Linked DNA regions of Homo sapiens: region 2 is linked to region 1. A link is a loop called in an ENCODE intact Hi-C map of the cell type or tissue named here. Cell type or tissue: PC-3. All regions are shown on one strand. Links, peaks and the distances in the headings refer to the core of each region. The heading gives the core; the rest is flanking DNA. Region 1 overlaps BMAL2 (basic helix-loop-helix ARNT like 2). Region 2 has its middle 17 kb from the start of MED21.

Region 1 (5,385 bases), core at 121-5,120:
TCATTCAGATTTACGAGTAGTACCTTATAATGCATCACATGTTGCCATTCAGAGTATCCTCAAATATGTGAGACACTGGGGGAAGGAGGTCCTTGCCACTGCCTCTTGGTGTGTGGGTGATCATTTCTGGCTTTAGCAATTCCCCAACTTGAGCTTGAATTTTAAATCAAAGTGTAATAAATGTATATGTGTACCTGTGTATTAGTCCATTCTTGCATTGCTATGAAGGAATACCTGAGACTGGGTAATTTATAATGAAAAGAAGTTTAATTGGCTCCCGGTTCCACAGGCTGTGCAGGAAGCATGGTGGCTTCTGCTTCTGGGGAGGCCTCAGGGAGCTTTCACTCATGGCAGAAGGCAAAGTGGGAGCCGGCATCTTACATGGCAGGAGCAGGACCAAGAGAGGGTAGGGGAGGTGCCACACACTTTCAACAACCAGATCTCATGAGAACTCACTATTGTGACACAGTATCAAGGGGAAAATCCACAAGCATGATCCAGTCACCTCCCACCAGGCCCCACCTCCAGCACTGGGGATTATTATTCGACATGAGATTTGGGCGGGGACACAGAGCCAAACCATGTCAACATGTGCGGTAGAAATCACCCCTGTTTTGGGAATAGCCCCAGTCCAACTTGGGTGAAGTGGAATAGAGTTTTCGATTTACCAATGCCGATGATGTAAATTTGCACTGAAAAGATAAGACCTGGCCAAGCAGCAAGCTGAAGACTCCAGAGGAGACTCTGCAAGTTCAGATTTGTAAAGATCTAGAAGATTATAGTGAAATTTGGCTCAAAAATCATAAAAAGGGAGTGAGCAAAGGATGACCAAGGGTCTTAGTTTAGATCTCAAACACTGCCAGGAAAAGGAAAATATATTTCAGGGTAATGGAAATTATCTGGGCACCATGCAAGGTATGGTCAAGTCAAGTTAAGGTGGCTAAGAGGAGAGCAGCACTCACCTAGACTCCTGGTGCTTCCTGTTGGGAGCATGATGGGAGATCTTATTTTCATAACAGTCTGTTGTGAAATAAGCTTCTCTTTTACCCACAGCTGAGGCTTGCAATATTTTCCTTAAATCCTTCAGCAATGAAAATTTACAGGCTCAACTGAGGTCATTTGATTGCAACCCTGAAATTAGCTGAGTATTTTCACATTAGCAGTGTCCTAAGGGAGGAAGACCTAAGGGAAAAGCCATGAATCAGTCGACTAGTTCAACAAAACATGATCTGAGCATCAACCGCATTCCTGTTCTGTGCTGAGAATATAAAAATTAATGAGGCAAGATCTCTGCCCTTTAAGGGTTTGTGGTCTGACTAGGAAGACTGACTTAGGAAGAGATCGTCAGAGTCTGGTGCGATGAATGTTACAGCAGTGGTTCGAGTGAGAGGGGAGGCTGTGAAAGCTCAGCAGGGAGGAGGTGAGTCCAGAGGAGATTCCTTGGAACAGGGCGTAGATTTTGCCTCAGCTCTGCTGAACAGAAGTGACATGGTTAAGTACTCATCCCCGCAGTCTGACCAGATCCTTCGGTCAGTGCTGCTCACAAGCAAGATGATTTAAGGCAACTGGATCTGCATTCCAGGGTATTGTCACAGCATCCCCACACTTGCTCGGCAAAAACTTAGAAGCCAGATCAACAGAGGGCTGCCTGTGGATCATGTTATTTTGGTCCATAGCATAATTAGGTTAAAGGCAGAAGGATGGTGATGTGATTTTTTTCACTATACTCTACAGCAGTGCTTTTTAAACGATCTGGATGAAGAACAGGTGTTCCCCCCATCCACCACTAGTTCATTGTAAAATACAGTTAATTATGGAAAAATGATCATGGGTTTGGCTGTCACAGCAATGTTATGTTTTTATAAAAGCCTCTAAATACTTCTTAAATTCTGCACTTGATCTCACCACAGTTTGCTGATGACATTGGTCTGCAGACCACATTTAGAGTAGCCCTGCTCTGCAGCATGAGGTCCTGTGTCTGCAATCTGATTACCAGGCGGGGCAGTGAAGCACAGTGGTTCACACGCATGCGTCCTGAAGGCAGACCTTGTGGTTCAAATCCTGGCTTCCTCCCTTTATAGCTATGTGACTTACTCAAGTTATTTGACATTCTAATCCTCAGTTTTCACATCTGTGAGATAGGGATGCATTTGCCTCCTGGGACTATTGTTAAGAGTAAAGAGTAATGCATGTAGAGTACAGCACAGTGTTCAAATGGTGGGGATGGGGTCAGAAGAGGAAGAGGAATTGTTACTGTCATTTTGATTTTTTTTTAACCCAATGAACATTGTGAAAAAAGTAAGTGATCATGTTGCCTCGTTGGTTTTTGCCATGGGAACTCTGAGAGCCAATGTGTGGACAAGTGTGCAGAACACCATGGCATGCATTTACTGGCCAGCCTCTACCATGCCTCAGTGCTGCTCTCACTGCCCTCATTTTCTCTCGAGCACATCCCCACTCACTCACCGAGTCAGGGCTCGCCTGTGATGGCTGATGTACACCGACGGGGTTTCCCAGCCCACTTCTGCCTGGTATGCTCTGCCAACCTTGCTGCAGGCCAGACCTGAAATGTCATTATCTTGCTCAAAATCAGTTTACTGCTGTTCCCTGACCTAGCACTCAGAGTCTGCGTTCTTCATTCCTTCCTCAGCTCCCTCCCAAGCTGCTGTGTAGTAATATTAGCAAGAAGTCATTGGGAGAATTCCCTGAGCCCTAGGATGAAGATAGATTCCAACAGAAGAGATTTTCTTTTCCCTATGCCAGGCTCTTAAGAGTGCTACGAGTCTGAGAAAACTGTACTGAATCATAGCATGAGGCATTTTGTCTTTCTGCCCTGCCCACTTACTTTGCCACCACCACCACCACTTAGTTCATTGGTGAGTTTGGGCCACAGATCCGTCCGAGGGCCAATGTGTGGTTAAAATGTCTAAGGATGTTACCCCACCTTTCCCCTGCAAAAGCAACTTCTCTTACAGTACCCAGGAAGAAGGGATAGGAGTCAAGAAGGTTGGGGAATATAAGGAAGGGAAAATTGACTTACTTCTGAATCATCCTTGCCCTGGGGATGGCTTGCTTGGCTTTGTCGTCTGTGTCATACGCCCCCTTGTGGCCATGAAGGGCTTTGCGAATCTGGGTTGGTGGATTCCCTTACTCCTCCCAGGTCAAACATTTCCCTTGGTTTTGGCCTGATAATTCCTCATCATTTTGCAAGCTCTTCAGCTGCTTTAGAGACTTTCATTTTAATATAACTCAGTGCTAAGGGCTGAAAATTAATTATTTCATTTATATTTTATACATTTTTAAAATAATCTGTGTATTATCAGAATAGAGGTCTCTATATTGCCATTAAAGGATTTTCTTACTGGAAAATCTCATGAATCCGTAACATTTGTTTAGAATTCCAGAATACCCCCATTCAAGGTAACTCATATGATAAATTTTAATTAGCTAAGACATTATCTAAATAACTGTAGTGGTCCCCCCTTATCCATAGGGGCATACATTCCAAGACCCTGGTGGATGCCTGAAACCGTGGGTAGTGCTGAACCCTAGGCATAGTACTTTTTTCCTATGCACATATACCTATGATAAAGTTTAACTTATAAATCAGGCATATTAAGAGATTAACATCAATAATAAACTAGGATAATTATAGCAATATACTGTAAAAATGTTATATGTTCTGTCTTTGGCTCTCTCAAAATATCTTATTGTATTGTGCTCACCTGTTTGCAGGCCATGGTGGACCACAGGTAACTGAAACCACAGCTAACGGGGGACTACTGCATATCAATCCTTGAATTTTATTTCATGTACATTTTATTATAATGTTTTTATATATAGCTCTTAATGTGCATATTTGAATATAAAGGAATAAGTAGTTCCAAGAATTCACAATCTAAAAGAAAGAAATTTTAATCAAGTGATAATGAAGAAAGAAAATGATTAGCTGGGCGTAGTGGCTCACTCCTGTAATCCCAGCACTTTGGGAGGCTGAGGTGAGTGGATTGCTTGAGGCCAGGAGTTCAAGACCAGCCTGGCCAACATAGTGAAAACTTGTCTCTAATAAAAATATAAAAATTAGCTGGGCGTGGTGGCATGCGCCTATAATCCCAGCTATTCAGGAGGCTGAGGCACGAGAATCACTTGAACTCAGGAGGTGGAGGTTGCAGTGAGCTGAGATTGCGCGACCGCACTCCAGCCTGGGCAACAGAGTAAGACTCTGTCTCAAAAATAAATAATTAAATTAAATGAAAATGAAAAAAAAAATGATTACAGAAAATGTCTTAGAATGTGCCAAAGAGCAAATACCAGCAGCAGCAGCATTGCTAATGTTCATTAAGCATTTTGCCCTCTCTACTATATTTCCAATAACTCTTGATGCCTTTCTTTTTAGGCTTGACAAATTCTTATGTGGGAAGTAATTATAGACCATCATTTCTTCAGGATAATGAGCTCAGACATTTAATCCTTAAGGTAACTAAAGATATATTTGTCTAAGTTGTGTATGTGCTTTCATTGCTGTTTGAATAGGAGGCAGATTTTCTTCCATTTGCTTCCTGTTCTAAACATATGGGACTCCATATTACACCGTATTTCCTTTAATATAGAAGTTTAAAATAGAGAAGTAGCCATGCATTACTAGTTTGTGTTAATGAAAGTAGAGACAGAGGATAGGCACTTTCCACACTATGGAGCAAAGCTTGTATTCAGTGCTAAGCATTTTATACTACCCATCTCTCACACATAGGATCTACTCCCCCATGATCACCACCTCCTTCAAAGCCGTCTGCCTGGCATCCTGTTCCCTCAGGATCCTGTTCTTCTCGGAGGCCAGTCACTGCTTACTTAGAGTTGTTAGTGCTTTGACATTTCCGTCCTCATCATTCCTGTGCATGGCTTTTCAGATTCACCGGTCTAGAGGGGAAACTGTGATCATGTGATTTGCTTCTCATGCCCTCGGAGGTGATAAATGTCTTGGTCATGTGCTGTGTGACTACTAGGTTTTAAGCCATAGTCAAATTAAATAGAAGGATTCTTCATACACATTTTTGTCCATTTTTCCTTTAATTAAAAAAAGCCACTCTTTTATTTGAACAGCTGAATTTAAATATAGCATTTCTGGCAGGGATAGAAAGGATATTGTGTGGATAAAAAGGATTTTTGAAGGTGGCAAAATGTACGATTTGCTTTCGAAGCTTTCTCACCAATCTGTACATGCTCGTCAGTCGTACCTTCATGGAACCCTGCTTCTGCCCTGCAGAGCATGCCCAGCAAGAGTGCCAGACTCTTCCTATGTGCCATATGTACCCGCTTCCATGCAGGCTGCTTCATGGGATTTGCTGGGTAGACCTTATGAGAGTAGCTGACACATTAGTTTAGAAT
Region 2 (5,385 bases), core at 84-5,083, 340 kb before region 1:
GTGCAGAAGCTCTTTAGTTTAATTAGATCCCATTTGTCAATTTTGGCTTTTATTGCCATTGCTTTTGGTGTTTCAGACATGAAGTCCTTGCCCATGCCTATGTCCTGAATGGTAATGTCTAGGTTTTCTTCTAGGGTTTTTATGGTTTTAGGTCTAACGTTTAAGTCTTTAATCCATCTTGAATTAATTTTTGTATAAGCTGTAAAGAAGGGATCCAGTTTCAGCTTTCTACATATGGCTAGCCAGTTTTCCCAGCACCGTTTATTAAATAGGGAATCCTTTCCCCATTGCTTGTTTTTCTCAGGTTTGTCAAAGATCAGATAGTTGTAGATATGTGGCGTTATTTCTGAGGCCTCTGTTCTGTTCCATTGATTTATATCTCTGTTTTGGTACCAGTACCATGCTGTTTTGGTTACTGTAGCCTTGTAGTATAGTTTGAAGTCAGGTAGTGTGATGCCTCCAGCTTTGTTCTTTTGGCTTAGGATTGACTTGGAGATGTGGGTTCCTTTTTGGTTCCATATGAACTTTAAAGTAGTTTTTTTCCAATTCTGTGAAGAAAGGCATTGGTAGCTTGATGGGGATGGCATTGAATCTATAAATTACCTTGGGCAGTATGGCCATTTTCACAATATTGATTCTTCCTACCGATGAGCATGGAATGTTCTTCCATTTGTTTGTATCCTCTTTTATTTCCTTGAGCAGTGGTTTGTAGTTCTTCTTGAAGAGGTCCTTCACGTCCCTTGTAAGTTGGATTCCTAAGTATTTTATTCTCTTTGAAGCAATTGTGAATGGGAGTTCACTCATGATTTGGCTCTCTGTTTGTCTGTTATCGGTGTATAAGAATGCTTGTGATTTTTGTACATTGATTTTGTATCCTGAGACTTTGCTGAAGTTGCTTATCAGCTTAAGGAGATTTTGGGCTGAGACAATGGGGTTTTCTATACATACAGTCATGTCGTCTGCAAACAGGGACAATTTGACTTCCTCTTTTCCTAATTGAATACCCTTTATTTCCTTATCCTGCCTAATTGCCCTGGCCAGAACTTCCAACACTATGTTGAATAGGAGTGGTGAGAGAGGGCATCCCTGTCTTGTGCCAGTTTTCAAAGGGAATGCTTCCAGTTTTTGCCCATTCAGTAAACATGGAAAAATAGCAAATTAGAGACAGTGGGTATTAACAATTGCATATATCACAATAAATGTATGTTTAATCTCAGGAATGCATGGCAGTTCTGTCTTTAGAAAATGTATTTTTTGTATTTTTATCAATTTAGAGATGCCCTTTTAAAAAAACATATTACAAATTGGAATATTCAAAGGGCAGCTGTTTTATTTTCTTCCTTGCTGAAACATAAAATAATGACGTGTTTTAAAATTTATAGAATCTTTGATTTGATCAAATATGGTAATGTAATTTGCCATTCTAACAGATCAAAATCAGAATCAGTATGATCATCTATCTTGATTTGCGAGAAGCATTTGATAATATTCAAAATCCATTTATGAAAAAACTCTTGGCAGAGGAGAAACAGCAAAGAATTTTTAAAATATAAAGGGTATGTACAAAACTGTAGTAACCATCTTACTGAAAGATCAAACTTGTTCCCTTTCAGCTTGGGAATAAGACAGAGCTTCCTATTAAGACCACCACATCTACTCATCTTTAAGCTGGTGATTCTCACCAACACATCTAAGCATGAAAGAAATAAAAATTATAAGATAAAAAGGAAAGAAAACTCTCAGTACTTAAAGATGATATAATTACATAGAAAATCAAGAAGATTCCATGGATAGGCTTCCCAAAAAACAATATGTAACATACCAGCAACAAATGGTAAGAAAAACACGTTGTTTTTTTTTTAAAGTACATTTTCAGTGACATTAAATAATAAGGATTCAGGAATACAACGAATATAACAAAAATGTAAGATATCTAGGGATGCGTATAACAAAAAAATTATAAAGCTTCATTTAAAACATTTTTAAACAAAATAAGTAGAAAGTAATACCATCTTTATGGAACAGAGTCAGTATTATAAATGTGTCAGTTTTCTTCAACTGGTCCATAGACAACACAATTTTAACTAAGATTCCAATTGGGATTTCTGTGGAACTTGATGAGTTAGGGCCAAAAGTAATCAAGATATTCATGAGGAAGGATAACAGAATGGCAAAACTTGCTTTAATAATTTGTGCAGGGATAGACAAATACTGTACACCAGTCTCTCAATAGGGAGATCAAAACCAAATTCACACAGACATGAAAAGTTGATTTATGACAGATGATGTTGCAGTCCCTGGGGAAAGAATGGAAATGGTGCTAGAATAATTGGTTTCTATATGTATTTCTATATATTTATATGCCATTACATTAAAGTCAATGCCTATGGAGTTTGGGAGGAGTGATCAAAATGTTCTGGAATTAGATGTGATGTTTGCACAACTCTGTGAATGTACTAAGAACCACTGAATTGTATATTTTTAAAGCATGGTATGTGAATAATACCTCAATAAAGCTGTTATAAAAAATATTTTAAAAATCCCAGCACTTTGGGAGGCTGAGGCGGGCGGATCATGAGGTCAGGAGTTCAAGACCAGCCTGACCAACATGTTGAAACCCCATCTCTATTAAAAGTACAAAAATTAGCCAGACGTGGTGGCACGTGCCTGTAATCTAAGCTACTCAGGTGGCTGAGGCAGGAAAATCGCTTGATCCCTGGAGGCGGAGGCTGCCGTGAGCCGAGATGATGCGCCTGGCACTCCATCCAGCCTGGGCAACAGAGCGAGATTCCATCTCAAAAAAAAAAAAAAAGTAAAAAATCAATGACGGCCAGGCGCAGTGGCTCACACCTGTAATCCCAGCACTTTGGGAAGCCGAGGTGGCAGATCACCTGAGGTCAGGAGTTCGAGACCAGCCTGACCAACATGGAGAAACCCCGTCTCTACTAAAAGTACAAAATTAGCCGGGTGTGGTGGTGCATGCCTGTAATCCCAGCTACTGGCGAGGCTGAAGCAGGATAATCACTTGAACCCGGGAGGCGGCGGTTGTGGTGAGCCAAGAACGCGCCATTGCCCTCCAGCCTGGGCAACAAGAGCGAAATTCCATCTCAAAAAAAAAAAAAAAAAAATCAATGCCAGACAGACTGAAAACTTAACATGCAAAGGGCAAGTATTGAAGACCAAACAGATAGCAATATTTCACCACAAGAGGGCAGTTTGACCCTGAACTTTGGTGTGTGTTTGTTTTGAGATGGAGTCTTGCTCTGTTGCCCAGGCTGGAGTGCAGTGGCGTGATCTTGGCTCACTGCAACCCTCCACCTCCCGGATTCAAGTGATTACCCTGCCTCAGCCTCCCGAGTAGCTGGGACTACAGGCACGTGCCACCATGAACGACTAATTTTTTGTGTTTTTAGTAGAGACGGGGTTTCACCGTGTTAGCCAGGATGGCCTTGATCTCCTGACCTTGTGATCTGCCCACCTCAGCTTCCCAAAGTGCTGGGATTACAGGCGTGAACTTTGATTTTATACAGGAAGTGGTTGGAGGAAATGGTTGGAAAGGATGTTTCGTGACTCAAAAGACTACTGGGGATTAACTAGCTTGATAGCAGTGGCCACAAGTTAAGATTACCCTGGAATCCAGTCAAAGCTGGTGTTATGATTCTAGTTTGAGCTAGTATCTTCCTGGAGCCAGTAACATGAATATGATGACCAAATGTTTATTTCGTCTGAAAACAAAAGATTATGGACACAACTTCGTGGTATGTGTCCATTTAGGCCCACCGTAAAGAAGTGAAGCACTGGCATCAACCACAAAGAAAGTTATGTGAGCACTTTCTCTGGATGATAAATTATCTTCTATGTGCATGTGCATGTGTTGTGTATGTTGACAGGTCACACATCAGAAACTGCCACTTCATAGCCGAAGGATAGTCCTATATGGAAACGCAATATGAAAGTGTGATTAATAATATAGGCTTTTGTGCCTCCTGGCCCCGGCATTGCCACTGAATTGTGTGACTTTGGGCAAGTTACCTATGTTTCAGTGCAACTGTAAAATGAGGATAATATTAGTAATTACCTCATGGTATTTTTTTTCTTCTTTTTTTTAATTATACTTTAAGTTCTAGGGTACATGTGCACAACGTGCAGGTTTGTTACATATGTATACATATGCCATGTTGGTGTTCTGCACCCATTAACTCGTCATTTACATTAGGTATATCTCTTAATGCTATCCCTCCCCCATCCCCCCACCCCACGACAGGCCCCAGTGTGTGATGTTTCCCTTCCTGTGTCCAAGTGTTCTCCTTGTTCAATTCCCACCTATGAGTGAGAACATGCAGTGTTTGGTTTTCTGTCCTTGCGATAATTTGCTCAGAATGTTGGTTTCCAGCTTCATCCATGTCCCTACAAAGGACATGAACTCATCCTTTTTTATGGCTGCATAGTATTCCATGGTGTATATGTGCCACATTTTCTTAATCCAGTCTATCACTGATGGACATTTGGGTTGGTTCCAAGTCTTTGCTATTGTGAATAGTGCCGCAATAAACATACGTGTGCATGTGTCTTTATAGCAGCATGATTTATAATCCTTTGGGTATATACCCAGTAATGGAATGGCTGGGTCAAATGGTATTTCTAGTTCTAGATCCCTGAGGAATCACCACACTGTCTTCCACAATGGTTGAACTAGTTTACAGTCCCACCAACAGTGTAAAAGTATTCCTGTTTCTCCACTTCCTCTCCAGCACCTGTTGTTTCCTGACTTTTTAATGATTGCCATTCTAACGGGTGTGAGATAAACTTCTCCGAGCTAAAAGAGGAAGTTCGAACCCATCAGAAAGAAGCTAAAAACCTTGAAAAAAGATTAGATGAATGGCTAACTGGAATAACCAGTGTAGAGAAGTCCTTAAATGATCTGATGGAGCTGAAAATGATGGCACGAGAACTACGTGACAAATGCACAAGCTTCAGTAGCCGATTTGATCAACTGGAAGAAAGGGTATCAGTGATTGAAGATCAAACGAATGAAATGAAGTGAGAAGAGAAGTTTAGAGAAAAAAGAGTAAAAAGAAATGAATAAAGCCTCCAAGAAATATGGGAGTATGTGAAAAGACCAAATCTATGTCTGATTAGTGTACCTGAAAGTGATGGGAGGAATGGAACCAAGTTGGAAAACACTCTGCAGGATATTATCCAAGAGAATTTCCCCAACCTAGCAAGGCAGGCCAACATTCAAATTCAGGAAATACAGAGAACACCACAAAAATACTCCTCAAGAAGAGCAACTCCAAGACACATAATTGTGAGATTCACCAAAGTTGAAATGAAGGAAAAAATGTTAAGGGCAGCCAGAGAGAAAGGTCGGGTTACCCACAAAGG

The links. Hi-C counts contacts between places; a loop is a spot of excess contacts. Peaks named below come from ENCODE experiments on the same cell type or tissue, not always from the same donor. Only the 100,000 strongest peaks of a DNase experiment are listed, where the experiment ranks them.
Region 2: it touches region 1 in a loop (5-fold over the local background); 6 of 110 quality-filtered maps call a loop at or near these places.

The regions. Positions count from the first base shown.
Region 1 is chr12:27,381,085-27,386,469 of GRCh38, forward strand. It overlaps BMAL2 (basic helix-loop-helix ARNT like 2), which reads left to right. Exons shown (of 17, transcript NM_020183.6): 6 at 4,397-4,476. Among named protein-coding and RNA genes, the nearest start is that of BMAL2, 51 kb to the left of the region's middle. In PC-3, for the core only: a CTCF peak has its summit at 3,109 (motif pointing left); a DNase peak (open chromatin) is centred at 2,967; H3K27ac peaks cover 1,015 bases.
Region 2 is chr12:27,036,421-27,041,805 of GRCh38, forward strand. It overlaps a transcript of MED21 not described here. Among named protein-coding and RNA genes, the nearest start is that of MED21, 17 kb to the left of the region's middle. In PC-3, for the core only: CTCF peaks have their summits at 3,208 (motif pointing right) and 3,410; a DNase peak (open chromatin) is centred at 3,201.